Linked DNA regions of Homo sapiens: region 1 is linked to region 2. A link is an interaction called in ENCODE POLR2A ChIA-PET data of the cell type or tissue named here. Cell type or tissue: PC-3. All regions are shown on one strand. Links, peaks and the distances in the headings refer to the core of each region. The heading gives the core; the rest is flanking DNA.

What was found. ChIA-PET counts read pairs that join two places held together with the same protein. Peaks named below come from ENCODE experiments on the same cell type or tissue, not always from the same donor. Only the 100,000 strongest peaks of a DNase experiment are listed, where the experiment ranks them.
Region 1: POLR2A ChIA-PET joins it to region 2 with 11 read pairs; 3 of 35 experiments call an interaction of 5 or more read pairs at or near these places.

Annotation. Positions count from the first base shown.
Region 1 is chr6:131,655,515-131,670,835 of GRCh38, reverse strand. ENPP3 (ectonucleotide pyrophosphatase/phosphodiesterase 3) reads right to left here. Exons shown (of 25, transcript NM_005021.5): 6 at 12,416-12,513. Among named protein-coding and RNA genes, the nearest start is that of ENPP3, 26 kb to the right of the region's middle. In PC-3, for the core only: no CTCF peak of the experiment used is centred there; a DNase peak (open chromatin) is centred at 10,425; H3K27ac peaks cover 591 bases.
Region 2 is chr6:131,886,927-131,902,247 of GRCh38, reverse strand. It overlaps ENPP1 (ectonucleotide pyrophosphatase/phosphodiesterase 1), which reads right to left. Exons shown (of 25, transcript NM_006208.3): 25 at 7,093-11,907. The coding sequence ends at 11,737. It overlaps CCN2-AS1 (CCN2 antisense RNA 1), which reads right to left and starts at 296. Exons shown (of 3, transcript NR_187596.1): 1 at 97-296. RefSeq lists enhancers at 1-372, 373-926, 6,879-7,023 and a cis regulatory region at 6,944-6,957. In PC-3, for the core only: no CTCF peak of the experiment used is centred there; a DNase peak (open chromatin) is centred at 6,987; H3K4me3 peaks cover 551 bases.

The sequences.
Region 1 (15,321 bases), core at 3,545-11,544, 230 kb after region 2:
TAAAATATTCTTACTTTCTTCCAACCATTTAAAAATGTAAAACAGACTAGGCCCAGAGGCTCACACCTGTAATCTCAGCACTTTGGGAGGCTGAGACGGCAGATCACTTGAGCTCAAGAGTTTGAGGCCAACCTGAGCAACACAATGAAACCCCATTTCTGTATAAAAATTAAAAATTAGCTGGGCATGGTGGCATGCACCTGTGTAGTCCTAGCTACTCGGGAGGCTGAGGTGGGAGGATTGTTTGAGCTCAGGAGATGGAGACGGCAGTGAGCTGTCATCGCACCACTGCACTTCAGCCTGGGTGACAGAATGAAACCCTGTTTCAAATAAATAAATAAATAAATAAATAATTTTTAAAATAAGTAAAACAATTCTCAGTATATATGGCAGGCCATACACAAACGAGTAGAGTGAACCAGTTTTGGCCTATGGGCCACAGCCTGTTGACCCCTGAGCTAAATGTACTCTATATTATACACTGCCAGTTTGTTTGCTTTATATAGCATTGGCATCTAGCTGATAGTTCTTACATGTAAAGTATCTAATATAACAAAAGTCAACACTACTGTCTAGACAAATGAAAAAGGATTTCACTTGTGTAACTGCATAAGCCCATGTCATGTAGTACTGTTTACAAATTAAGCTAACTTTACTGCTTCTTACTTTTAGTACAGTTTCCATTAGACCAGGGAAGTTTCCTGTGATCTGTGTTTCACAAAGTATGACAGCAATTTAGCTTCATTGTTCTGTTGTTTTCAATCTGTGCAATAACCCTGTTTAAAGAGGTCAGAACCACTAGGGCACATTGCTATTTCCTCTGCAGCAGTGAAGTACAAGAAATTTTCCACAGCAAAATTGTGTTGCCTCTACTTCTAAAATAAAGCTTCACCGTTATCAATTCTCTTTAAGTCAAAACAAAACATGAAATTAATTGTCATCCAAAAAGTCACAGGCTTTGCTGCTGAACACAATGAGTGTTTTCTCAAATAGACATGGGGTTGGTCTCCTTCCCAGCCTCTGATTCAGGAATTTCCTCCTTCAGAAACTTCTAGGGCCCCATATCAAGTCCACTACATAGGATTCTCTGATGGGGATTGGAAGGTAGGAGAAGGAAAGGGAGTTCAAAAAAAATCTACTTTTCCTTCTTTCTTTCTTTTTTTTTTTTTTTTTTTTTTTTGAGATGGAGTCTCGCTCTGTCACCCAGGCTAGAGTGCAGTGGCGTGATCTCGGCTCACTGCAACTTCTGCCTCCTGAGTTCAGCCTCCCGAGTAGCTGGGACTACAGGTGCCTGCCACCACGCCCAGGTAATTTTTGTATTTTTTAGTAGAGATGGAGTTTTGTTATGTTAGCCAGGCTTGTCTCGATCTCCTTGCCTCAAGTGATCCACCTGCCTCACCCTCCCAAAGTGCTGGGATTATAGATGTAAGCCCCTGTGCCTGGCTAAAAATTTACATTCTTAACAAGCAGCCCAGGTCATCCTAATGTATTTAAGTTTGAGAACTGCTCCAGGACTTAATTTATAAAACATAAGATTAAAATAACCTTTATTTTTCTTATTTAATCAATACCACCAATAAGTAAATCTTGATCTCAATTAAGGAAAGACATTTAATATTGTTAAGAAGTCATATAACAAGAAAATAAAATAAGATCTAGTCCACTTACACAATTAAAATAATTTAAGTGGGAAAAAATTCATACAATGAACAGATACATAAAGTCAGTTTCTGCTTTAATATCCTTGAAACGGGTGGCAGACTCAAATTCTTAAATGGGTAAAGCTAGAGGATAAAATAAAATGCAAATTAAGCTACCGGTATTGTAAAAGCATGGCACCGTCCTAGTTATATGTCATAAACAAGACACATCTGCTGACTATAGACCCAAGCTACCGTTTTGTATTACCTGCCCTTGAACCACAGCTACTGAAGAAAGTCTACAGAAAGCACAGTCTTCTACCATGGTTTCTTCCAAATATGAATAATTTAAGTTATACTTGAACAGACTACTGGAAAGACACGCAATAAACCAATGAGCAGTTGCTTTTGCAAAGGAAAAGTAGGAAGACCAGGAAAGATGTTTTGTTCATTTATTTTTACTTATACCCTCGAATATTGCCTTAAAATGTTTACGTGTGTATTTTACTTCTAAAAAAACAATTAAAAAAATAAAGTACTAAACAAAATAATCTGAAAATATAAATGAGATAAGCCTATGCAACTAGGTTTATAGTAACTAGGAACTATAAGAAGCAGCAAAGGTCTAAACAGGTGAGTAGGTAAAGCAACCAGAGAATGTACAGATCAAAACTGCAATGTAGGCCGGGCACGGTGCTCACGTCTGTAATCCCAGGATTTTGGGAGGCTGAGGCGGACGGATCTCCTGAGGTCAGGAGTTCAAGACCAGCCTGGCCAACATGGTGAAACCCTGGCTCTAATAAAAATACAAAAATTAGCCCAGTGCAGTGGCGCGTGCCTGTAATCCCAGATCCTCAGGGGGGGGCGAGACAGGAGAATCACTGGAACCCGAGAAGCGGAGGTTACAGTGAGCTGAGATCGTGCCACTGTGCTCCAGCCTCGGCGACAGAGCAAGACTCCATCTCAAAAAAAAAAAAAAAAAAAAAAAACGCAGAGCGAGACTCCGACTCAAAAAAAAACTACAATGTAGTCCTTATGAAATTCTTATAAGACTGGCATAATGAAATATTATTAAGATATCTGTACAAATGGAAAACATAGCAAACTGTTTACCAGTATTCACAGGCTGAAAATAGGTACTTTCATTTTATATGTAACTTAGTAGAATAACCTTGTAGAAAGATTAGCCATAATGTTGGCCTGTATCATTTCTAGCACTCAAAAAAAATAAAGAATAATAAGCTCTGCAGGGGCTTCAGTCTTCCCAGAGTTGCAAGTATGCATTCAATCCCTTGGCACATAAAGAAGAAGGGTCAAAAGAGAGCAAAGAGGAGTGATGTTACCAAGATAACAGAATAGGAAATCTTGGACGACTCTTCCCACAGCAGACACAATCATTCAATAGCCACACATAAATCAATTCCCTTTGTGAGAAACCCAGAAACTACTTGAGAGGCTCCTGCTTACCAGGCAAGTATAACACCAGTTACATCGAAACCAGTAGGAAAAGCAGAACTGTTTCTTTGACATAATACCCATTCCCAGAACGATGCTATATGATCAGGAGAGAACTCTCAACTTTTAGTTTCTCCCCAAGGGGGAAAAAATTGGACCACACATCTAACACTCCAATTTTTCCAGGTGCTATCTGAGAAATTGGCTTCTAACTCACTTGAGTTAGAAGAGATGAGACCCAACATCTATTAGTCCCCTGTGTGCTACAAAGAACAAAGAGGAGATTCTAACGAGCACACAGGCACTCACCACAGCTTCTGCTCTTGGCTCAGCACAGAGAAATCAGGCAATAACCCCAACTCCCAGCTTCTCCCAGGGGAGGAAGAGTTGCACTAAGTGTCCAATGCCCCAACTTTACCAGGGACTGCCCAAAGGACTGGCTTTTTCTGTCTTGTCTGTATTGGAGCGCTAATGGAACCTAGCATACTCTAGTCACCTGGGGGCCAGTGAGAAAAAAACACACCGGTTTGATGTAGCATATTAGTCACCATAGTCCCTCTCCCTGGCACAGCACAGAGAAAAAAAGCAAAATAAAGAAGAAAAAAAAAGCCCCACGACCAAAACAAAACAAAATCCAGACCCCAACTTTTCTCTGGGGAGAGAAAGAATTGGACAAGACATCTAATGATCCAAATTCTCTGGTGACTGCCCAAGGAGCTGGCTTCCTTCCAAGATAAGTTTCACTCATCTTGGAACACCAATGGGACCTAGCATACTCTAGACACTTGGGGCCCCTAACAACAAAGAAACAAGGCTGGACTAGCATGAAGGTTTAAGGGGCCTCCAGAATCGCTGATCAGGCCAACTGGCGAGGGTTTCTCCTATACGAGGCCGGTCCATGAAAACTGAGAAAGGTGACTGTTTTGTCCAACGTGCAGATGTCAACACAGAGAGTAAAGGAAAATGAGTAAATGGGGAAATATGTTCAAAGCAAAGGAACAAGATAAATCTTCAGGAATTGACCTGAATGAAGCAGAGATACAATTTTCCTAACAGACATTTCAAAACAACTGTCATAAAGATGCTCGTTGAGGTGATGAGAACAATGCATGAATAAAGTGAGAATTTCAACAAAGAGAGGCAAACTCAGGCCTTTAAAAATTATTCAGGCAAAGGAGCAAAAAGAAAAAAGAATGGAAAGAAGTGATGAAAGATTAAGAGAACTGTGGGACACCAACATGTGGATTAATATATGCATGATGGGGTTTTCCGGAGAAGAAAAAGAGAAAGAACCAGAAAGTTTATAGAAAGAAATAATGGCTAAAAACTCCCAAATCTAGGGAGGAAAAATGGGCAACCAGATCCAGGAAGCTTGAAGGATTCTAAATAAGATGAACCTAAAGAAATCCACACTAAGACATATTATAATCAAATGTCAAAAGTCAAAGACAATGAATTTTCAAAGCAGCAAAATAAAAGCAACTCACAATATACAAGAGAAGCCCTATAAAACTATCAGCAGGTTTTTTTTTTAAAGCAGAACCCTTACAGAACATTAAACCCAACACAACATGTTTTTCTCAAGTATGCATGGAACATTCTCCAGGATAGATCACATATTAGATCACAGAACAAGTCTTAACATATTTAAAAAATTGGGATCATACCAAGTATTTTCTCCAACTACAATGGAATAACACTAGAAATCTATATTACAGGGAAAACTGAAAAATTTACAAATAATGTAGAAATTATGTAACACACTTTTGAACAACCAATGGGTCAAAGAAGAAATCAAAGGAGAAATTAGAAAATATCTTGAAACAAAATGAACGAACATGAAAATGGAATGCAGCAAAAGCAGCTCTAAGATGGAAGTTATAGTAATAAATGCCTACATTAAGAAAGAAGAACAATTTCAAATAAACAATTTAATTTTGCACCTTAAGGAACAGAAAAAGGAACAAACTAAATCCAAGTTTAGCAGAAAAAAGAAAAGATGCAAGAAGAAATGAAATAGAGAATGGAGAAACAATAGAATAAATCAATGAAACTAAGAGTTGGTTCTTCGAAAAGATAAACAAAATTGACATACTTTTAACTAGACCAAGAAAAAGAGAGAAAACTCAAATAAATAAAATCAGAAAGAGGAGACATTACAATTGATACTGCAGATATAAAAGGTTCTTAAGAGAATACTATGAATAATTATATGCCAACAAACTGAATAACCTACTAGAAATGGATAAATTCATAGAAACATACAATGTACCAAGACTGAATCTTAAATAAATAGAAAGTCCGAATAAATCTATAAACAGTAAGGAGATTGAATCAATAATTAAAATCCTCCCAAGAAAAAGACCAGGACCAGATGGCTTCACTGACAATTTCTTTACCAAAAATTTGAAGAACTAATGCCAATTCTTCTCAAACTCTTCCAAAAAACTGAAGACCAAGAGAATGCTTTCAAATGAATAAGGCTAGCATTACCCTAATATAAAAGCTACACAGATATCACAATAAAATATAATTTCAGGTTAATATTCCTGATGAAAATAGATGCAAAAATATTCAACAAAATACTAGCAAACCAAATTCAACAACACAATGAAAAGATTATACACCATGATCATGTGGGATTTATCCCTGGGGTGCAAGGATGGTTCAACACATGAAAATCAATTAATGTGATATATAGCATTAACAGAATGAGGGATAAAAATTACATGATCATTTCAATAGAAGCAGAAAGAGCATTTGATAAAATTCAACACCCTTTCATGATAAAAGCTCTCAACAAACTAGGAATACAGTCAGTCACGCATTGCTTAAAGACAGGGATACATTCCTAGAAATGTGTTGTTAGACAATTCCATCATTGTGCAAACATAATATGGTGTACTTAAGCAAACCTAGATGGTAAAGCCTACTGTGCACCTAGGCTATATAGTAAAGTCTATTGTACAAATCTGTACAGCATGTTATCCTATTCAATACTGTAAGCAATTGTAACACAGTGGTAATTGTATATTTATCCCTATCTATCTAAATATAGAAAATGTACAGTGAAAATATGATATAATACAGACCACTTATCATGATTGCAAGCCTGGAAGTTGCTCTGAGTAAGTCAGTGAGTGAGTGGTGAGTGAATGTGAAAATCTAGGACACTACTGTAAACTACTATAGACTTGATAAACACTGTACACTTAGGATACACTAAACTTACAAAAATGTATTTTTTTCAATAATCAATTAACCTTAGCTTACTGTAACTTTTCTACTTTAATAACTTTTAATTTTTTTAACTCTTTGACTCTCTTGTAATAACACTGAGTTTAAAACACAAACACATTGCACAGTTGTAAAAAATATTTTCTTTATATCTTTATTCTATAAGCTTTTGTTTTTTAATTTTTTGTTTTTACTTTTTAAATGTTTCTGTCAAAAACTAAGATACAAACTCACACATTAGCCCACACCTACATGGGGTCAAGATCATCAACATCACTGTCTTCTACCTCCACCTCTTGCCCTACTGAAAGGTCTTCAGGGGCAATAATATGCATAGAGCTGTCATCTTCTATGATAACAGTACCTTCTTCTGAAATACCTCCTGAAAAACCTGCCTGAGGCTGTTTTATAGTTAACATTTTTAAATAAGTAGTAGTACACTCTAAAATAATGTACAAAGTATAAGTATAGTATAAGCTTGGCACAGTGGCCAAGCACTTTGGAAGGCACTTTGGAAGGCCAAGGTGGGAGGATCGCCTGAGCCCAGGAGTTTGAGCCAGCCTGGGCAACATAGCAAGACCCCATCTCTTTTGAAAAGAGTATAGTATAGTAAATACATAAACCAGTAACAGTCATTTATTATCATTATCAAGTATGATGTAATGTACATAAATATGTGTACTATTTTATGACTGGCAGTGCAGTAGGTTTGTCTTCACCAGCATCACCACAAAAATATGAATAATGCATTGCACTATGACATTATAATTTCTATGACATCACTAGGTGATAGGATTTTTTTTTTTTTTTGAGACAAGAACTCGCTCTGTTACCCAGGATGGAGTGCAGTGGTGTGATCATAGCTTACTGCAACCTTGAACTCCTAGGCTCAAGGGATCCTTCTGCCTCAGTCTCTTGAGTAGCTGGGACTACTGGCACACCCCATTGTGCTTAGCTACTTTTTTTTTTTTTTTTTTTTGGTAGAGACAGGGTTTCACTTTGTTGCTCAGGCTGATCTTGAATTCCTTGGCTCAAGCAATCCTCCTTCCTTGGCCTTCTGAAGTGCTAGGATTGCAGATATAAGCAACCATGCCCAGCTGGTGATGGGAATTTCTCAACTCCATTATAATGTATGGGACCGCCATTATATATGCAGTCTGTTGTTGATTGAAATGTTGTTATGTGGCACATAGCTATAGAAAAAAAATACTTCAACATAATAAAGATTATATGAAAAGTCTACAGCTAACATCCTATTCAATGGTGAAAATTTTTCCACCTAAGATCAGTAACAAAGCAAGACTGTCCACTCTTCTAGCCTGAGCAATTAGGCAAGAAAAAAAAAAAAGGCAACCACATAGGAAAGAAAGAAGTAAACCTGTCCCTATTTTCAGAAGACATGATACTATCTACTGAAGCTCTAAATATACTGAAAGCTCTAAATAAATTTATTTAGAACTAATAAATGCAGTAAAATTGCAGGATACAAAATCAACATACAAAAATCAGTTGCATTTCTATGTACTAATAATTAACTATTCAATCTCATTTCTAAACATTGAAAATAATGAAATTCTTAGAAATAAATTTAACTAAGAAAGTGAAAGACTTGTATATGAAAACTATAAAATATTGGGAAAAGAAGTTAAGGAAGACGTATAAACAAATGGAAAGACACCTCATGTTCATGGACTGGAAGACTTAATATTGTTAAAATGTTCCTATTACCCAAAACAATCTATAGATTCAATGTAATCTTTATCAAAACCCCAATGACATTTATTACAGAAATAGAAAAAAAATTAAATTCATAACACCCCAGATAACCACGACAATCTTGAAAAAGAACAAAGCTGAAGACATCAAAGCTCCTGATTTCAAAATATATTAAAAATCTTCAGTAATTAAAACAGCATGTTACTGGCATAAAAACAGATGTATAGACCAATGAAAAAGAATAGGGAGCCCAGGCTGGGCACAGTGGCTCACACCTGTAATCCCAGCACTTTGAGAGGCCAAGGCAAGCTTGAGCTCAGTAGTTCAAGACCAGCCTGGACAACATGGCAAAATGCCATCTGTACAAAAATACAAAAATTAGCCAGTCATGGTGGCATGCAGTGCCTGTAGTCTCAACTACTTAGGAGGCTGAGGGGATTGCTTAAGCCTGGGAGGCAGAGGTGGCAGTGAGCTGAGATCACACCATCACACTCTAGCCTGGGTGACAGAGTGAGACCCTATCTCAGAAAAAAAAAAAGAATAGAGATCTCAGAAATAAATCAATAAATCCAAGCCTATATGGTCAACCGATCTTCAAAAAGGGTGCCAAGAAGAATACACAATGGGGAAATAATAGTTGCTCCAACAAATGATGTCAGAAAGTGGATATCCATATGCAGAAAAATGAACTTGAACTCTGATCTTATACCATACACAAAAATCAACTCAAAGTATATTAAAGATTTCAAAGTAAGACCTGAAACTATAAATCTTCTAGAAGGAAACATACGGGAAAATCTGCATGACATTGGTCTTGGCAATGATTTCATGAACATGATGCCAAAAGCCCAGGCAATAAAAGCAAAAATGGACATGTAGGACTATATCAAACCAAAAAGTTTCTGCACAGAAAAGGAAACAATCAATAAAATGAAAAGGCAACATATGAAATGGGGGAAAACACTTTCAAACCATGTATCTGATAGGAAGTTAATTTCGAAAATATATAAGGAACTTCTACAACTTGATAGCAAAAAATACAATAGTCTCATTAAAAAATGAGCTAATGACCTAAATAGATATTTCTTCAAAGAAGAAAGATATTGTGCATCTCTAAAGACATACAAATATCCAATAGGTGTATGAAAGATGCTCAATGTCACTAATCATCAGAAAAATGCATATCAAACCAAAATGAGGCTGGGCACAGTGGCTCACACCTGTAATCAGCACTTTGGGAGGCTGAGATGGGAGGATCACTTGAGCCCAGGAGTTTGAGGCCAGCCTGGGCAACATAGCAAGACCTCATCTCTAACATAATAACAATAATTAAAAATAAAAATTTAAAAATGAGATAGCACGTCACATCTGTTAGGATATCTAGTATCAAAAAAACCCCAAAAACAGGTGTTGATGAAGATATGCAGAAATTGGAACTCTTGTACACTGTTGGTAGAAAGGCAAAACGGCATAGCTGCTATGGAAAATGGCATGGAGGTTTCTCAAAAACGTAAAAATAAAAGTATATGATCCAGCAATTCCACTTTTGAGTATCCAAAAGGGTTGAAATCAGGATCTCAAAGAGATATTAGCACTCCCATGTTCACTGAAGCACTACTCATAAGAGCCAAGATGTGGTAACAATCTATTTCTCTTTAAAAGATAAATAGATTTTTAAGGTGGCATATACATACAATGGAATATTATTTGGCCTTAATAAAAGAGGAAAATCTTGCAACATGTGATAACATGGATGAAACTTGAAGACATACTAAGTGAAATAAGCTAGTCACAGACACGCTAATACTGTATGATTCCACTTATATGAGGTTATCTAAAATAGTTAAAATCATAGAAGCAAAGAATAGGATGGTGGATTCCAGGGGCTGGGTAAGGGGGAAATGTGGAATCGTTAATCAATGGATATGAAGTTTCAGTTTTATAAAATAAGTAAATTCTAGGGATCTGCTGTACAACATTATGCCTATAGATAATAATACTGCATTGTACACTGAAAAATCTGTTAAGAGGATAGATCTCATGTTATGCATTCTTAACAAAATTTAAAAAGCAGACAGCAAATGACATCTGCTATGGCCAGTATAAGAGCTCTGCTGTTCATGAATGCCAACCTTGCAAACTCTAATCTCTAAAACTCTGCATATGTCCCCTGCTGGATCTCTGCTGTCTACCTGCTACTTCTAGTCTTATTTGATCCACAGATTCCCATCTAACTTTTCAGGAAGGCTGTCTTCTAAATAGGCCAAATCACCTCTATCCCACTTGACAGTTTCCTGATCTTGGCCCTGGCCCTTCTTTGTCTGCTGCCACCTGCACTAAGACAAGACAATGTTCTTGCCTCATTAGAGTGTGATTCAGAGAGCCACTTCCTCGTCCACTTAACAGTCACTAATATGACTCACTGCTCTGTGATATTGTTTAGGCTCAGTTTACATGACCATGGTGGCCCAACTCAGGCAGTTTGATGAAACCCTAGAGATGGGGCCCTGGGCTCCCTTAATAGCAAGGCCTGCTGTCACATACCTCACCTCAAGACTAACATAATCCTAATCCTATTTAACCACATCTCTCCTTTTTCAATTTTCCCTCAAAACAGCCTCAGGTGGTCCTGAGAATATGTACCCCTACCTACCACATCTATTCTTAATCAGGCCTCTGAGAAACTAACAGCCCTATTTTGCCTAGGTAGGCCTAGCTGATCATAGCTTCACACATTTGGGGATTGAGATGTTGTCTATATGACTAAAAAATATTTTAAATGTTTTAAAATATTTTAAACATCAAAAGCAGAAAGCTCTTAGTGGCTGAATATTTCATTGATGTCATTTCTAATTCTCAATGGAATGAGCAAATCGAGGAATTTCACTTTAGAAAAGGTTCAGTTCACCCTGGCTAGTCAAATTCCCTTTTGACACCAGATTTGATATCCAGTTTATCAAGACAAATTTAGATAAGAAGATAGAAACTGAGAAGTGTTAGTTAACTTTCTAGGACAAAATAACTCAGCAGAAAAATGACAGGTCCTGGATTTGGAAAACAGTCTCTTTGCTAAAGATCTGCCTCAGGGAATGAGGGAGAAGCTGAAGAAACAATGCACCTTGAGTTGCAGGAAGTAGTGATCTATCTTCCTACAACCATGGCATTTGGGGCTGGAATTAACAGTAGAAATCATCAGATCTAGTCATTTCATTTTACAAATGAGGAAACTGAGGCCCAGAAAAGTCAGTCAACTTACCCAGAGTCAAATAGCTATTTTTAATAACTTGAAGAAAAAGAAAAACAATAAACCAGTAAAAATGACATAAAATTTGAGAACTTTAGGGATATAAAACAGCCTCGGAGGAGGGAGAAGAAAGAGAGGAATTGCAGGGCAGTGAAGAGTGTGCGCCTTGGAGTTAGCTCTCTGATTCTAACTAACTATGCCACTTCTTAGCATTGTATCCTTGGGTACTCAACTTCTTTTAAAAAAAAATTATTATTAAATAGAGATGAGGTCTCACTATGTTGCCCAGGCTGGTCTCAAACTCCTGAGCTCAAGGGATGCTCTAGCCTCCACCTCCCAAAGTGCTAGGATTACAGGCATAAGCTACCACATCCAGCCTCAACTTCTCTTTATTACTACCTTTATTAAATTGTGTGAAGGCCAAGTGTCCTAACACAGAAGTACAACATTATAATAAAGTTGATAATAAAAGAATTATAACAATAACTTAAAACCACCCATTGTATGCCACATATCAAACAGCTATTTTTTGAATGCTACCTGTACATTCTCACAGTAATACTATCAGGTGGGAAGTCACCATTTCACAGATGAAGAGACTGGGTCACTAAAAGGTGAAGGAAAGTTGTCTGAGACCTCACAGCTAGCAAGTAGTAGAGTCAGGTTGTAGGCAGTTTGATTCCAGAACTGGAAATAGATCCTGGACTTGATATCGGCTGAAGTGGTGGGAGGTGCTGGATCTGTCTAAGCCCACCAGGCTCCTTCAGGATCCGGTTCTCGCTATATTCTCCTTGCTAAGGCCCAGAACCTGGGTCTGACAAACATCACTTTCAAGGCAGTACACATGAATAGATTTCCATAGGACAGAAGTTACATTCAAATATAAAGCAAATCAAAATAAACAAACAAAAGGCTGAACATCCCACCAAAATAAAGGTAGGAGAAGCCAGCAAGCGTGAAAATATACTTCCGAATGAAAGTAGAAACCATGTGGTAAAGTCAGAGAGGATCTAGGCTAAGACAAACCACCAGCGTTAAAAGTCAGAAAGAAAGTTGCATCCTCTAGAGATTGACTAACTAGGTGTCTTTATCATTTGCATGCCACTAGTTACAGAAGACTTACTCAGTTTATTGATATTTGGCATTAAAGTATCCCATGTGTATAAATATTCAGCTCTAAATCCATCCATAGAAAACAAGATAACTGGTGGCAGGTCAAACCTGAAAATGGAAAACAAAATTTGTCCATTGTTTTGGATAGCTACATTTACCTCAAAAGCATTGCAATCCTTTTTTAGACCTGTGTTTAAGGTAAAATAATTGGGTAACTTTTGGGCCATAGCCAGACACTGTCATTTTTTATTTTTTTAATTTCTTTTTTTTTTTTTTTGAGACACAGTTTTACTCTGTCACCCAAGCTGGACTGCAGTGGAGCAATCTCAGCTCACTGCCACCTCCACCTCCTGGGTTCAAGTGATTCTCATGCCTCAGCCTCAGAGTAGCTGGGATTACAGTCGTACACCACCACAACCGGATAAATTTTAGTAGAGACAGGGTTTTACCACGTTGGCCAGGCTGGTCTCCCACTCCTGACCTCAAGTGATCCGCCCGCCTTGGCCTCCAAAGTGCTGGGATTACAGGTGTGAGTCACCACGCCTGGCCTAAAATTTTACTTCTGTTATACACACACACATTTCACAGAAGCATAGTTTGATAAATTTTCACTAACTGAACTCCCTGTGTAGTCATCACCCAGATGAAGAAACAGAATATTATCAGGATGCTTGTGCTTCCTGTGGTCACTAAATTCTCCAAACCACACCCCACCAAGGATGATCAGTATCTTGATTTCCAACAGCATAGATTAGCTTTGTCTATTTTTGTACTTACATTTATATGCAAATAAAATCATACAGTGTGCATTTTGTTGAGTCTCAATTCTTTTACTCGACATTATGTTTGAGATTCCTCCATATTGTTGCAAGTAATTATGGATCATTCATTCCCATAGCTATCTAATATTCCAGTGAATGAATAAACCAGAACTTATTCTACTGTCCATAGGCACTTGAGTACTTTCCAATTTGGAAAGTTATTAGGTTTCCGACCTAAGACAGCCTGTGGTTTAACTCCATTTACATAAAATTCTAAAACAGGAATGTATGATGATAGAAATCAGAACAGTGATTGTCTTTGGGAAGTAAGCAATGGGAAGGGACATGAGCTATCTTTCTGGGATGGTGGAAATATTCTATATTGGTAAGTTACATAGCTTAGTGAATTTCCAAATTGCATCATACTATACACTTAAGATAGGACCATTTCATACCATAGTTCATCCTATAGTATGAACTATAGGATACCTCAATTTAAAAATAAAAATGGAAAACTGGGACCGTTTGAACTGCAGTGTACAGAAAATTCATGAAGAAATTAAAGTGGCCTACTGCAATTCGCATGAGAAAATACTTCTTTTTTTCATAAAGTCATTAACATAACTCTGATTAAAAACTTTATATTCATAAATATGCCATTAAAATAACTTGGAAGAGATTAAAGACAGGGTCACTTGTCTCTGGGATCAAGAGTGGAATCCAAACATCCAATGCACCCCTTTTTTAATGGCCAGCTTGCCTGTCCAAGCTAACTAGAGAGTGCATTTTACATTCTGCTGACATGAACATTCTTGTAGCTAAAACACCCTTAATTATTTCCTAAAGATAAATTCATAAAGATCACATTTCCTGGTCTTACAACAAACTTTTTTTTTTTTTTTTGAGACGGAGTCTTGCTTTGTTGCCCAGGCTGGAGTGCAGTGGCCTGATCTCTGCTCACTGTAAGCTCCGCCTCCCAGGTTCACACCATTCTCCTGCGTCAACCTCCCGAGTAGCTGGGACTACAGGCACCTGCCACCACACCCGGCTAATTTTTTGTATTTTTAGTAGAGACGGGGTTTCACCGTGTTAGCCAGGATGGTCTCAATCTCCTGACTTCGTGATCTGCCTGCCTCAGCCTCCCAAAGTGCTGGGATTACAGGCGTGAGCCACCATGCCCGGCCTACGACAAACTTTCAAAGGAGACCAAAATATTGCCACAATTCTTTCCCAACAGTAGATATTAACTTATACAGTACTTTCATAAACAAGACAGGTAGCTAGGACTTTATATACACAAATCATGATGTATTGACTATTTCATGGAGTAAAAGTTGTATCTTTTTTCATTTTTATTTCTCCGATTGCTAAAAAACTTGAACATTGCATCCATATTATTTTTACTGCCTGTGATGAAGCTTGAGTAAGAGCTCACTACATGCCAAGAACTGTCATCTCAGATCTATTATTTCACCAGGATCAGGTAGTTTACCCAAGGTGTCCCCCGCCAGTAGGGGCAGAGCTAGGCTATTGGCTCACATCTGTCTGGTTTAAGAGTCTAAGCTCCTTACTATACTATGATCACTAGCAAAATAGTAAGGCAAACAGGCAAAGAGAACACTAGCATAAATGTCTGGCAAGAGGATTTTATGTAATGTCTTCAGCCACTAAAATTTTTAGCAGCACTTATTATTCATAGTGAGCAGAATCATCATTGTCCATTTTCCATGCAGGGATGGAAGGTATAGGCAGGAATGACTTCAATGGAATAAAGAGAATGAGGGGATTGTAAGAAATGGTCAGTGTCCTTCTGACCACCACCACCACCCCTTTCCTCACCAGGTTCCTTTCTAGTCTTGCCTTGCATCAAGATTGACAAATCAGTCCTGTAATTTCTCTGGGATGCTGCTCCAGCTCTCAAATCCTCAGGTGGACAGTGATTTGCCAGTTTGGAGAAGGCCATTCTAACTAATCATTTGGGCTTAGTCATCTAGGTTTGTTGAGACTCTTTACAAAGACTTTACTGGAAACCTTCCTTCTCACCTAATGTCTCTCTCCTCCCGGTTATCAACAGGTGAGGGAGTCTTGGTGCCTCAAACAATTCTTCCCCTTATTCAGCCCCTTACCCGTTCTTCTGATGAATTGCACAGCATCA
Region 2 (15,321 bases), core at 2,634-10,633:
AAATTAAGAGAAGGGAGAGATTGAAGAGTAGAAAGGAGAAAGTGGTTGAGGGACAGTGAGAGAGGTTGGAGAAGAGAGTAAGAAGAGGCCACTTACCTGATTTAAAATTGGTGAGATGTTCCTTGGGCTGGTCGGTCTGAGGACCTGAGGTTGTAGGTGGATCTTTCTCACGGAGCAAAGAACAGGAAGACAGGGGATTGATCTCCCAAGGGAGGTCCCCCGATCCGAGTCATGGCACCAAATTTCATGCGCGTCCGTGTGAAGAGACCACCAAACAGGCTTTGTGTGAGAGCAGTAAAGCTGTTTATTTCACCTGGGTGCAGGTGGGCTGAGTCCGAAAAGAGAGTCAGCGAAGGGAGATAAGGGTGGGGCCGTTTTATAGGATTTGGGTAAGTAAAGGAAAATTACAGTCAAAGGGGGTTTGTTCTCTGGCGGGCAGGAGTGGGGGGTCACAAGTTGCTCAGTGGGGGAGCTTTTTGAGCCAGGATGAGCCAGGAAAAGGACTTTCACAAGGTAATGTCATCACTTCAGGCAAGGACCGGCCATTTACACTTCTTTTGTGGTGGAATGTCATCACTTAAGGTGGGGCAGGGCATATTCACTTCTTTTGTGATTCTTCAGTTACTTCAGGCCATCTGGGTGTATACGTGCAAGTCACAGCGGATGCAATGGCTTGGCTTGGGCTCAGAGGCCTGACACTAACCTTCCTTTTGGCTTCAGAAAAGTTGATAAGCTACAAAATGTTCCTCCCTGACACTGTAAAGGAAGAAACAAATAACTCAGACACAATTTGGAAGATGGTCACCTATCCATCTCAGAGTAAAATAGAATGTCGATCTTGAATAACATAAAAAGAAATGGCATTAAACTCAGTAAATATGCTATAGGTTTAAAACAATAAAACAAAGAAAGGAAGAGAGGAAACAAGGAAGGATGGAATAAAAGAAGGAAGGAGGGAAGAAAGAAATAGAGGGAGAGAGGAAGGTAGAAAGGAAAGGCTCATTCCACCTGCTCCACTTAGAAGAAAATACAGGTGATAAAATTGAGAATAAACACTGAAAAAATGTTTCATGTTATATAACAGGTTGATAGGAAGGAATACAAATCCAATAAATAAAAAGAAGCTCAAAGAAGAAACAATAAAACAATAGAAAGAGATTTTAAAACAGGGAATAGCAGGTCCCAAAAAATAAAAATATAGAAATAATAAACTAGAAATAGCAGGTAATATAATAAGCATTGATAAAAAATGAAAGCAAGGGGACATATAGGAATGTTTGAGATAATCACAGTGATGAAAAATATTTTTAAAAGAGATTAATGCAATAATCAAGAAGCTAACAAAGAAGGCAGAACGTTAACTGTCATGGGTTGCATGGATGCTTGTTAATTTCTTCCTTATACTTCACAGTATTTTTTTTTAATTTTCAAAATAAAAATAAAATCTGCCATTAGAAAATCTCTATTGTTTTTAAAAGGGAGGTTATGGGAGGTGGGGAGGTGTTAGGAGGCAGTAAGAAACTGACATATAAAAAAGGGACAGCTTAGTAAGGAAATAAAGACAGAAAATATAAACCAAGTACTATTAGTCCTGTCCCACAGTAAAGAGAAGCCTAAGAGAGCCAGAGGCAACAAAAGGAATGGGGTAAAGACAATAGAAAAATGGAAGGACAAGAGCATATTCAAGAAGAGAGATGGAAGCAGTACAGAGGTGGGAATTACAGGTGTGTTTGTGGGGGGGGGCTGTGTGTGTGTGTGATTTGAGAAACAAAGCCTTGTAGGAAGTGAGGCATCAGGTCTGAAAGAAAAAGAGTTACACTTCCTCTATGAGGGACTAGAAAGAATGTCAACAGGTGTGAACTCAAATGCTTGAAAGTGGAAAGGAAGATGATACAAAACAAATGTCTTGTGCAGTGCAGCAGAATTCAAGCCAGAATAACTGGTTTAGAATGCAACTACTGATGGAATAGAACTTAATGAAAGAACAGGAACATTTTCAATGTGCTTTCAGAGGAGACAATATACAGTATTGTTTAAATATATGAACTTTGCCAAGTCCTGGGTTCAAATTCTTGCTTGGATAATGTAAATCATTTAGCACAATGTCTGGAACAAAACCCAGTAAATGATAGCTATGATTATTTTTATATTTGTATTTGATCTATTTCAGAGATGTCTTGGTTATCACAATATTGCTGATTCATTGGGTCTATGAAAATTTATGTTCCATATTTCAGTTTCACTGTCAACTATCCATCAGACACCTGATGGATGGGATAATTTTGTTTACCTCTAATTCACTTCACTACTAACTTAGCCAATGCTAAACTCCATTGCCCTGAATTTCAAAGATAGGAGGGAGGGTGAGAAAATGTCTCTCCTCTTTGGTAAAGTGTGTGAAAGTTGCCCAAAATCTATTTGTTCCAGATGCCCCAGTGTGTTTGCTACTGGGGTAGTAACACCAGTAGCACTGATGTGCTTTTCCTCATAGCAGAAGGTGTTACCTGGAGTTGAGGGATGTGAGAACCAAGAGGCACTACCCTGTGTCTCCACCTTTGCCAGTGAATGTTTATGATAGCTTGTCACTGGAGAAACACTATGTGCTTTGTAGAGAGGTTTTCATTTGAGATGTCAAAACTGAAAAGTTCACGCTTTCCCTTCAGTTCACCAGGCAGCAGACTTTCCACAGGACAGATTAACTGAAACAATTGTGAATGGCTCTTGAAAAGTATTCTTATTCTTTTATTATTATTTTTAAAAATTCTGCTTTGTGCACTGGGAAGAGATCTATAAATAAACTCTTTCAAAAAATTTCCCATTGAAAGTATCTTCTAGCACTTGAAAACTACGGAGGCAAAGAATAATTACTGTGAAATTGTCCTCTGGCTGTATTTCTGTAACTTGTTATTCCTTAGCTGTCTTAAGTGGATGTTTGGTATGACTGTACCTTTGGTTTTCATTCATCTGGACATTTTTTACTGAGCAACTCCGATGTGCCAGACATTATGCTAGAAATAACAGATGGTTTTGGAGACATGACTGATATGGTTTGGATGGTTTTTTCCCCTCCAAATCTCATGTTGAAATGTGATATTCGATGCCAGAGTTGGGCCTGGTGGGAGGTGTTTTGGTCATGGGGGTGGATCCCTCATGAATGGCTCTGTCCTTGTGCTAATGAATTCTCACCTTAAGAGTTCACACAAGACCTAGTGTTTAAAAGAGCCTGACACCTCCTCCCTCTCTCTCTTGCTCCTTCTCTTTCCATGTGACATGCTGGCTCACCCTTTGCCTTCTGCCATGATTGGAAGCTTTCTGGGGCCTCACAAGAAGCCAAGCAGATGCTGGTGCCATGCTTACATAGCCTGCAGAACTGTGAAGCAAATAAACCTCTTTTCTTTTTAGATTACCAAGTTGTGGGTATTCCTGTATGGCAATGCAAACAGACAAACACAATGACGATAAACATATGAAAAGGAAACTATCTTTGTAAGAAATATATGCCAACTTGGTGTGGGTCTGTGTCCCTACCCAACTCTCATGTCAAATTGCAATTCTCACTGTTAGAGGAGGGGCCGGAGGGGAGGTGACTGGATCATGGGGGTAGACTTCCCCTTGTTCTCATGATAATAAGTGAGTTCTTATGAGATCTGGTTTGAAAGTATGTAGCCCATCCCCTTATGCTCTTGCTCTCTCCTGCTGGCCATGTGAATACGTGCTTCCTTCCCCTTCACCTTCTGCCATGATTGTAAGTTTTCTGAGGTCTCTCAAGAAGCAGAAGCCTGTGCAGCCTGCAGAACTGTGGGCCAATTAAACAACCTCTTTTCTTTATAAATTACCCAGTCTCAGGTATATCTTTATAGCAGTGTGAGAATGGACTAATACAGATGCTAAAATGCCGAATGAGAGTTACAGTCACTGAAAAAAACAATCCCACAGTATTGAGCTCTCACCCTGTGAAACTGCCTTTGCAAAGATTATGACAGTGAGAGAAATCTAACGTGGCTGACTCTGTCTTGCTTCTAGCCTCACAGGCTGGCTGTCTTCACTCAATCCAGTGAAGCAAATTTGTGACTTCCTCAATTGTCTCTATAGATAATGTCACTATTGTAGAACCTAAGATTGATATTTTGATACATTTTTCTGATTTTTGCATTCTGGCAATTGACTTCACCTGGACCCATGACTCATGACTTAACCAATCCTGTGGTCTCCCACTCAGAGGTGGACTCAATGCATGAGGACTGTTTTCACACCCCTATAATTGCCTCCCCAACCAATCAGCAGTACCCATTCCCCAGTCCCATGCCTACTAAGCTATCCTTGAAAAACCCTAACCTCTGAGCCATGTAGCTAGATTAACATTAACTAAATGCTTTCTTTACTACAATGTCACAATCTCAGTGAATTGGTTTTGTCTAGTCAGTGGGCAGGAAGAACCCATCAGGTGATTACACTTGTGAAACAGCACACTTGGGACACATAAATCTCATCAGGGTTACAGTTTTCAGGAATATGCTCAAAGTATACAGTCTAAGCAAATGTAACTGATGTTAACCTAAAAGAAAAAACTGAAGGAAACTTAATATAAGCAGAGTTTATTTGGGCCAGTTTTGAGAATTGTAACCCAGAGGGATGGATTCAAGTTTGCCCTGAATGTGTGCTCCAATTAGCAGCAGTTACAAGTGAGTTTTTAAAGGAAAAAAGAGGCAGTTCCTAAATTGTTTACCAAGAAGTTACATCAACGTAACATAAGCTTGCTATACATTGTTACAACATAACTTGCTATACATTGTTCTTTGCATCACAAACTCCAGGCATGTGAGGATAATGAGTGAGGCAGCTAATAAGGAATGAAATGACTTTAAACAACTGCCCCTAGGCATGGCGGGAGGTGGGTGGTAAGAATAAAGTCTCACACTCACATCTCTCTGGGCCTAATAAATTCTACATGCCTCACACAGCTCAGGCTGCCCTGAGCTATTTTTCTTTTCTTACAGGATCACAGGCTGGGAAATGTTTAGGTGGCGCAGCTTCTCTGGGCTTCCCAGTTTCCTTAAGAGGTTGGTGTTCTCTGTAGGATAAGATCCCGCCAGGTCCCTGGAAACCCCAAGTGGAAGCTAACAATCCTCTTATACCTATAACCACACCACTTTGAAATTATTTTATTTCGTGTTAAGCTTGCAAAGACTGCTTTTAGCAAGTTGTGTATTTGGATTTGGAGTCTGGGTCCTGGGTAAAATTTCTTAATAGGCCACGGTGCCATCTACCAACACTGTGTATGGGTTATGGAATAATCAACTGCATTACACATCTGTAGTTGTATTGCAACCATAATACATAACAAGAACTAGACTGAGGGCATGTACTGTCTGTTACCACCAATGTTGGGAAAGTCTGACCACATAAACAATGGATCCTAAGGATATGGCTTTGGGCTGGACCTTGAAATAAAGGTAAAACATTGACAAGAGAGCACCAAGGGGGCAGGCATTCCACCTGCCCTGTTCTCCAACTTACCCCTAATGCCTGACACAGAGTAAGCTCAGCTTTGAAATCTACTGTCAACCCTGAGCTGGGAAAATCTATTCCAGTGCCAATATCTTAAAGTGTGCTGTTGAGTAAACCTGTAGAGATAGCTTATGAACAAGTACACAGACAAAAGACCCATAGATTTACCATCTTGTTTCTGTTTGGACCTTAGTACAAGTGGTTAACTCTCCAGACAGTAACATTGTGTCAAGATATAGAATATAACAGAGAATCCAAAATTGTAGGTGTCATAAGAATTTTTTTTTTTTTTTTTTTTTTTTTTTTTTTTTGCGATGGAGTCTTGCTCTGTCACCCAGGCTGGAGTGCAGTGGCGCCATCTCGGCTCAGTGCAAGCTCCGCCTCCCGGGTTCATGCCATTCTCCTGCCTCAGCCTCCCGAGCAGCTGGGACTACAGGCACCTGCCACCACGCCTGGCTAATTTTGTGTGTGTGTGTGTGTGTGTGTGTGTGTGTGTGTGTGTGTGTGTGTGTTTAGTAGAGATGGGGTTTCACCATATTAGCCAGGATGGTCTTGATCTCCTGACCTCGTGATCCACCCGCCTTGGCCTCCCAAAGTGCTGGGATTACAGGCGTGAGCCACCGTGCCCAGCCAGTGATTTTTTAAACTATAAAAATTTGAACAAGATCCATTCATTGGACTGAGAAAATTTCAGTCTAATTTAAAATCCTTTAGAATTTTTAGTTAAGTTATAAACTTTCGGTTCAGAGATCCCTGTTTTATTTCCTTTATGTCACAGCCAGCATAATGCCATCTAAGTAAATGCATACATTTTTTAACAGTGAAAAATATCTAAACATTGTGGGGCAAAATTATGAGACACTGTATGAGACACTGTAAAAAATTTATTTCCTATATATTTCTTCAATTATTTTGTATCTCTACTATGTGAAAGCCAAAGTATATTCCATTCTGAGTTCTGAATTTCTGATATATCATTTAAAATGTCATTTTAATTAAAATCCTAAAACTATCCCTTGAATCGAGAAGTTACAGGCAAGTAAAAAGTTAAATTTAAAACAACAGCATTGAGTAGGATGAAAGAGGCTTCTTTTATATTCCTTCCTTTTGACATCCCATGAGTATAATGCCTCTTCCAAGGATTCTTCCATTTCTAGTAGATTAAAATGTATTTCACATATCTGTTTTCTGGTATGAATATGATTTCTAGTAAACATTTTTTTGTTCAATCACTATAATGGAGAGGATAAATACAAAAATTTCACATTAAAAGAATCTATAGAAGTTCCAAGTCTGGTTCCAGACCATTCTAAATACTAAAGAATATATATGCCTGTCATTTGTTTTTACCTGGAAGTATGACTAAATATAATTAAAATACCAAGAACAAGGATATAGGTCACAGATCAGAAGTGTTTACTCTATGAACCTGAAATGAACTTTGGATTCTTTTGCCTTTCAGCATTACAGCTGTGGTTAACTGTCAACAACCCTCGGACTCAGTTTCATGTCTGCAGAGAAGCACCATCGCCCATGATCCTACCCATCCTCCACACACAAAGCCACAAAGGAAAGCAGCCAGAGTTCTGTACGTATGTTTTATTTGAACATCCACATTTCTTAGCTTAGAGACAATTATATTCCGTACACTTTTCTTCTCTCTCTCTTACAATATTTAGACTGGCCAAAAACCAGGGAAAATGTCCTTGGACTGCAGTCATTATAAAATTTTACTTAATGCTTATGAAAGCACTCATGTGAAAAGCTTCAGCATGAAGTGTAATCACCACATTCAGTTTCAAAGTTCAAATGCCCATTCCTATGATGGGTAAACACCTACCATAGCGCAAAGAAGGAGAGTGATTGTGGGTAATGACAGAGGAGGAAAAGTGAAGGGGGTAACAGCTTCTCCCAGAGGAGGGGGTGGTCCCTGTTCCATGCCCATCTTGTCTCCTTAAACAGGAACAGCCAACAGGCCTACCAGTCCTTGTACTCTATGCAGCTACTTCCCCTGCTGGAAATGAGCAGCTGCCTTCTTCTCCCTAAGGTTTGTCCTCTTTTATCTGATTCTTGGAAACGTTTTTTTAAGTTTTGCCAGGTTCTTTGTTCTTTCATGAATGAACTGATGGAAATTTTCTATGGAAGTTACTTACCTCACTTAAGAAGCACACAGCAGCTCTCGCCTATAATCCTAGCACTTTGGGAGGCCAAGGCGGGGGGATTGTCTGAGCTCAGGAGATCAAGACCAGCCTGAGCAACACAGTGAAACCCCATCTCCACTAAAATACAAAAAGCCAGGTGTGGCATGCGCCTATAATCCCAGCTACTCAGGAGGCTGAGGCAGGAGAATTGCTAGAACCCCGGAGGTGGAGGTTGCAGTGAGCCGAGATCATGCCACTGCAGTCTAGCCTGGGCCACAGAGCGAGACTCTGTCTCAAAAAAAAAAAAAAGGACTGATGTGAGGCATGACAGTAGAAATCAGGATAGGCTGGAGGCAGTGGCTCGAGCCTGTAATCCCAGCACTTTGGGAGGCCGAGGCGGGCAGATCACAAGGTCAGGAGATCGAGACCATCCTGGCTAACACGGTGAAACTCCATTCTCTACTAAAAATACAAAAAATTAGCCAGGCGTGACGGCAGGTGCCTGTAGTCCCAGTTACTCGGGAGGCTGAGCCAGGAGAATGGCGTGAACCTGGGAGGCGGAGCTTGCAGTGAGCCAAGATCTTGCCACTGCACTCCAGCCTGGGTGACAGAGCATCTCAAAAAAAAAAAAAAAAAAAAAAAAAAAAAAGAAATCAAGATAAATAAAGGTTTCACTTTGCATTTGAAAAGCTAAGAACAGCCTTTATTGGAGAAAGTAGGATAAAGACATTTCCATATATGTTCATGGGAATTTACCATTCAAATTTACCATTCAAACTGGGGGAGTAGAGATCAGTCACTTTTGCCATCTTATCTGTTTAAAACTCTTTCAAGAAAAGAAAAGAAAGGAGGAGTCTCTTTCAAGAAAAGAAAAAAAGGAATACTGTGTAAGAACCACAGAAAAAAAGCTAAGTAGGAGCAGATGTGGGTGCTCTTTCCTTAACAGTCAGCATAGAATGTAGAGACTGACATTTTCTTTAAGAACAGATTATTATAACTAAGCAAGAAAAAGTATGTGTACATAAGTTGGTCACAGTGACACTTGTAGAAAATATAAGTAGCTGTAAATGGGAAAATGTCAAAAATGTTCCATCCAAGGAATGTTAGAAGGTCCCTTCTTTGCCTTGCTCATCTGAAAAGTTCCAATTCACCCTACAAGCCTTAGCCCCAAGGCTGGGAAGCCACTGCCTCTACTACCAAGAAGCATCCAGTGTCTCTTTTGTGCAGCCTGGCACCCCTCCTGTGGCTTCATGATAACATCTATCACTCTTTAGGGATCATTTACACTTCTGCTGTCTCTTCTCCCTAAGACAGAGAAAATTGTCACTTGTTCTTTTTTGTATTCTTGGCGTCCAGCAAAGGGAACAGACATCTATCCATTTAATTAAGCTCTGCTAAGATGCTTTGAGTTAAATTGTGTATGTTTGTGTGCTGGAAAAATATGTAAAAATCAGTGAGACACTTCTACAAAGGCAGAGTAGACATCCTTCTGCTAAATGCATATAAAAATCCTGGATATTATATTAAAACACAGCAAGACTCTGAATAGTAGACAGAAAATAGGCTAGGAACATTGGGGCCCAAGTAACAACACTGTGATGAGTTCCCTACATTTTCTTTTCAGCTCATATATTTCCAACTTGGAGCTGAAAAAGTCAGCAACCTGGAAATGTCAATAAATGCAGGGGAAAAAAAAGCCCTAAGAGAGTCCTGCTCTCTCCTGCCAAAGGACCAGAAAAGGGTAGCCAAGCAAGGGTAAAAAAGGCTGTACTCCAACCAAACACCATGGAAAAACACCATGGCCCCACCCATACCAGCAAATGCTGAGTGGGGAGTCCAGACTTACACTCTCACCAAGCTGTAAAGAGGTGCCCCAACTCCCTGACTTTTGTATTCTTGGTATCCAGCAAAGGGAACAGGCATCTATCCATTTAATTAAGCTCTGCTAAGATGCTTTGAGTTAAATTGTGTATGTTTGTGTGCTGGAAGAATACAACTCCAGAGTGGTGTCGGAGAAGGCTGTGTAGGCTACTGGGAATTTCATTCCCACCTGGTGTAATGAAGCTCTTCCTGGTCACTCTGTCCCATAGCATTAGTGGAGATTCCCAGGGTGCACCAAAAGGTGCCGCTGCACATTCCAGCCAGGGAAGAATCAATAAAGACCTAATGGGAAACTGAATTCTCACCTTGCCCAGTAGTAATGAGGGGACCCTGTTACTCAGTATAAAGGGAGGCTGACTGGGGAACCTGGACTCCTAGCCACACCTGGTAATAATGAAGCAGTGCTCCCAATTCCCCTGCTGTGGTGGTATCTGAGAAAGTTGGCTAAAGCAGAAGGTTTAAATAAGACCCATAGTCTCATAACATAATACCTAAAAATATCCAGGTTTCAATAAAAAATCATTCCACACACCAAGAAACAGGAAAATGTTTCCGAATGGAAAAAAGACCATCAGTAGATGCAAACAATGAGGTGACAGATGTTGGAATTATCTGATAAGGATTTTACAGCAGCCATCATAAAAATTCTTCAACAAGCAAGTATAAATGCACTTGAAACAAATGAAAACGTAGAAAGTCTCAGCAAAGAGACAGAAATTCTCAGCAAATAGAAGATATAAAGAAAAACTGAATGGAAATTTTAGAAATAAAACATACAATAACTAAAATATAAAAATCAGGAATAAATGGGCTCAACAGCAGAACAGATTAGACAGAATAAAGAATCAGTGAGCTTCGAGACAGAAGAATAAAATTACCTAATCTGAACAACAGAGAGAAGCAGGCTGAAAAAAATATCATATACAGAGCTTCAGGAAACTGCAGGACTGAAAAAAAAAAAAAAAAAAAGCAACTTCCTAAATTATTAAATAATTTTGAGTTGTAAATTGTATTTTCCAAAAGTCTTTGCAGCTGGCCCTTAGGCCGTTGAAGAATGGTCACACGAAGGACATATAAAAATCTTTGGTGTACTGATATTATACCTCAATTGGACCTATGTAGCCTAAAAGTTAATGCAGTCTTTGAAGGTTCACAGGTAGGGATAAAAAGCTACAGTCAAGGTAGTAAAGAAATCAAGTTCATTGTGTCATTTATCATGTCCACCAAGAAGATGTGAGGTGATTGGTGGCATGTTCTCTTCAATCTGTGGAACTTCAAAATGAACCACTCAACAGAGAATGGCTCTGCTGCTGGTAGGGTAAGTCTTGTGCACAGAAAGAAACATTCTAAGCATCTCAATAAAAAATGGCACCTTGCATGCACTGACTGGTGCTCTGAAGTTTTGCCAAGATAAGGTACAATTTTAACCGTCTATAGGGCCACATTTGAAGCCATTTTAAACCTATGTTAATTACCAGTGAGCAGGATAGGAATATTTTTCTTTTTTAAATACAAATACAAAGTAAGATTTTATAATAGGTAAGTATATTCAAAGATCGTCCCTCAAAGTTGAACTCATTTGAACCATTAAATCTAAAGAAATCCAATCAAAAAATTAAAAAGAAAACACATAAGATTAATAACTTGGATTTTGAGGGGATATACAGCAAAGATTGAAACAAGGTCTCAGAAGTATTTTGGCTTCTGTTAATTTTTTTTTTGATTACAATGAAAAGAAATGAAACTCCAAGTTAAAAGATATCCAGAACCACTTTAAAATTCTCATAAAGATAGTCACATAACATGGGCTACCCCAACCCTACTATAAGTCTACTGTTTGCCCAATGCCATCAAGGTTTATTACCAATAGTAAGAAAGATTCAAATATCTGGTATCCAGACAATGTTCACAGCTACTTCTCCTTTAAGAGAAGCAGAAAGGCAGTTTTAGGTGTGGTCTGTCTTTATTCCCCCGAACTTGATCAATGTATACAATGCTTACACATTCAAATATGTGCAAGATTCAACAGGAACACTCTCCACTGCTGTGCTGAGTACGCAAGTTTCCCTGAGATGTCCGCATCACCGAGGGCTCCGTTCTAACTCTGGTCGACAGTTTCTGAACAATGCAATAGTGTAGCTAGAGGACTATATAAAATATAAGGTTCTCTCAAAAAGATTCATGGTGTTTGGGGATAAAAAACATATCAGTCTTCTTGGCTAAAGGTTGGCAAATGTGTTTTCAACTTTAAAATGTCTGAAACTGGCTCTTTTCTTTGTTGATAGAAGCTGAGTCCAGTGATGTGCTCAACATCTGTGATCCGTGCTCTGTGTAACATTAACAATTCTTCAACCCATGAGGAGTCATGCTTCCCATGCTAGGAGAATAGGAAATATAAAAGAAAAGTTACCAAGAGAACACTCAGTTCACTTCTATAAGTGCTCCATCTCCCCAGTTTAATCATTTACGAGATTTCAGCTCTGAAGTGGAACGTGCCACATGATTTGTTAGGCATCATCTCTCCTCTTGAGTAGCTTTCCTTCTAATACATACCATGCATGTTTGTTTAATTAGATGCTTCAAGTTTGGGGAAAAGAAACTATACCTGGAACAGATGGTCCTGCATTACATAGGTTTAAGAAACTTCAATGGCGTGGGGTTAAAAAAAGGGGGAAAACAGAAATTACATGGCATGGGAAAGAATATCTGAATAATGTAAAGAATCACTCAGAATGCCTATTATTAAAAAGTCAAAAAACAACAGACGCTAGCTAGTAAGGTTGTGGAGAAAAAGGAATGCTTTTACACTGTTGGTGGGAGTGTAAATTAGTGCAACCACTGTGGAAGACAGTGTGGCAATTCCTCAAAGACCTAGAGGCAGAAATACCACTGGACCCAGCAATCCCATTACTGGGTACATACCCACAGGAATATAAATCATTCTATTATACAGATACACGCACGCATATGTTCAGTGCAGCACTATTCACAATAGGAGAGACATGGAATCAACTTAAGTGCCCAACAATGATAGACTGGATCAAGAAAATGTGGTACATACACACCATGGAATACTATGGTGTATATGGTCAATGATAGACTAAATTAAGAAAATGTGGTACATGTATACCATGGAATACTATGCAGCCATAAAAGATCATGTCCTGTGCAGGGACATGGATGGAGCTGGAGGCCATTATCCTTAGCAAACTAATGCAGAAACAGAAAATCGAAACCTCATGTTCTCAATTATAAGAGGGAGCTGAAGGATGAGAACACATAAACACGTGTGGGGGAAGAAAATACACTGGGGCCTGTTGGAGGGCAGGGGGTGGGAGGAGGGAGAGCATCAGAAAGAATAGCTAATGGATGCTGGGCTTAATACCTGGGTGACGGGATGATCTGTGCAGCAAACCACCATGGCACACATTTACCTATGCAACAAACCTGCACATCCTGCACATGTACCCCTGAACTTAAAAGTTGAAAATTTTTTTAAAAGAGGCTGGTTCTGTGACAATCGTATCAGGTAAACTAAGGAAAGTTATTTAACATATAAGTCTTGATTCCTTTATCTGTATCCTCCTCATCGGGTTATTTTGAGGATCAAACGTAATGATGTGTGCAAATGTACTACACAAATACTAGTTTTTATGAGAATGTGTTACCTACAAAGATGCATGAAGAAGCCCACGTGGGCCAAAGCCACATGCTAAGAATGGTGGAGCAGAAAGAGGGAAAAGTTCTGGGTCCCTAATGGTGCAGTTGACCCAAAGCGCCATCCCAGGACTGTGTGCAGCTGGACTTGCTGTTCCATGAGGAATCCCTGACTTGCTTAAGCCACTGCAAAGGGGTTTCTGTTATTTGCTGCAGAACCCTACTCTAATTGATACATTCAATGACAATATAATCTCTCAAACGAAATAATGAAGCAGGGAATAGCTGCATGTTTCCAACAATGCCCACAAAACTGACAACTTTCAGTGGAGTCAGATAATCATCAGGCAACCAACTAAAATCTTGCTATTCTGTATTTAATTCTAAAGAATAAAGGGAAAAATAATGAGAAATGTGTTCTATAGGAACAAGTAATTCTGAAAGTTTATCATAGAAACAATTAAGGAGAGACATATCTTCATGAATTTTAACGATATATAGAAAGACTACTACCATCAGGGATGGCAAACGGATCATTGTATTCTACTCTTGGGCCCAGAGAAGAGCTCACTATTTTGTTCACTGCTGTGTCCTCAGTACCTAGAGCACCTGATTATAAATATCAAAGGAATGAATGGTGAATCAAAGTAGTAGTGAATGAATGAGTGGATACAGCACTCTTTCCTGCTGAGCTCATACTGGGTCTCAAGATCCTAACTCCAGGTACCTACCACCCATTCATTGGGACTGGTATGAAAGCTACATCTTTTTGCAGATTCAGGTTTAGACTTACTTGGTGTCACTTCAATGAAAAAAAAAAAAAAAGGAAATGTAGGAAGTACTCTGAAAGAAATATATTTTGGCTCACCATAAGAGAAAACTTAAAAATTGCTAAAATGGGCCGGGCACAGTGGCTCATGACTGTAACCCCCGCACTTTGGGAGGCTAAGGCCAGCAGATCACCTGAGGTCAGGAGGTAGAGAACAGCCTGGCCAACACGGCGAAACCCCATCTCCACTAAAAATACAAAAATTAGCTGGGCATGGGTGGCAGGTGCCTGTAATCCCAGCTATTCGGGAGGCTGAGGCAGGAGAATCGCTTGAGCCCGGGAAGCGGAGGTTGCAGGGAGCCGAGATCACGCCACTGCCTTCCAGCCTGGGTGACAGAGCAAGACTCCAAAAAAAAAAAAAAAAAAAGGCCAGGCACGGTGGCTCACGCCTGTAATCCCAGCATTTTGGAAGGACAAGGCGGGTGGATCACAAGGTCAGGAGATTGAGACCATCCTGGCTAACACGGTGAAACCCCATCTCTACTAAAAAAAAAAAAAAAAAAAAATTAGCCGGGTGTGGTGGCGGGCGCCTGTAGTCCCAGCTACTCGGGAGGCTGAGGCAGGAGAATGGCGTGAGCCCAGAAGGCGGAGCTTGCAGTGAGCCGAGATCATGCCACTGCACTCCAGCCTGGAAGCCAAAGTGAGACTCTGTCTCAAAAAAAAAAAAAAAAATTAGCTGGGTGTGGTGGCGGGCGCCTGTAGTCCCAGCTACTCGGGAGGCTGAGGCAGGAGAATGGTGTGAACCCAGAAGGCGGAGCTTGCGGTGAGCCGAGATCATGCCACTGCACTCCAGCCTGGGAGCCAAAGTGAGACTCTGTCTCAAAAAAAAAAAAAAAATTGCTAAAATGTTATGCAGTCTTGATGTCCCAATCTACAATGTAGATTTTTAAAATTCTGAGCAAATAAGATAATATAAAACAATTATTCCCAAACACACTGGGATGACAATACGATAAGAAAGGAAAAGATTTTTTATAATTAAGTGATACACAGAAAATTTGAAATGTTGTCTAACAACTTTAATTTATAACAGTGCTGACACTTTGAAATTATACATCCAGTTTTAAAAAAAGAGAAAATCCATACCTCAGATAAACCTAGACTTTAGTGGTTAAGCCATACAAAGTTTGATTCTGATCTGATTTTTAGTATCTTTACCAGACAAAGGGGCCAGGCAGGGTGGCTCACACCTGCAATCTCAGCACTTTGGGAGGCCAAGACAGGAGGATCATAAGAGGCCAGGAGTTCAAGACCAGCCTGGGCAACATAGAAAGACCCTATCTCTAAAAAAAAAAAAAAAAAAAA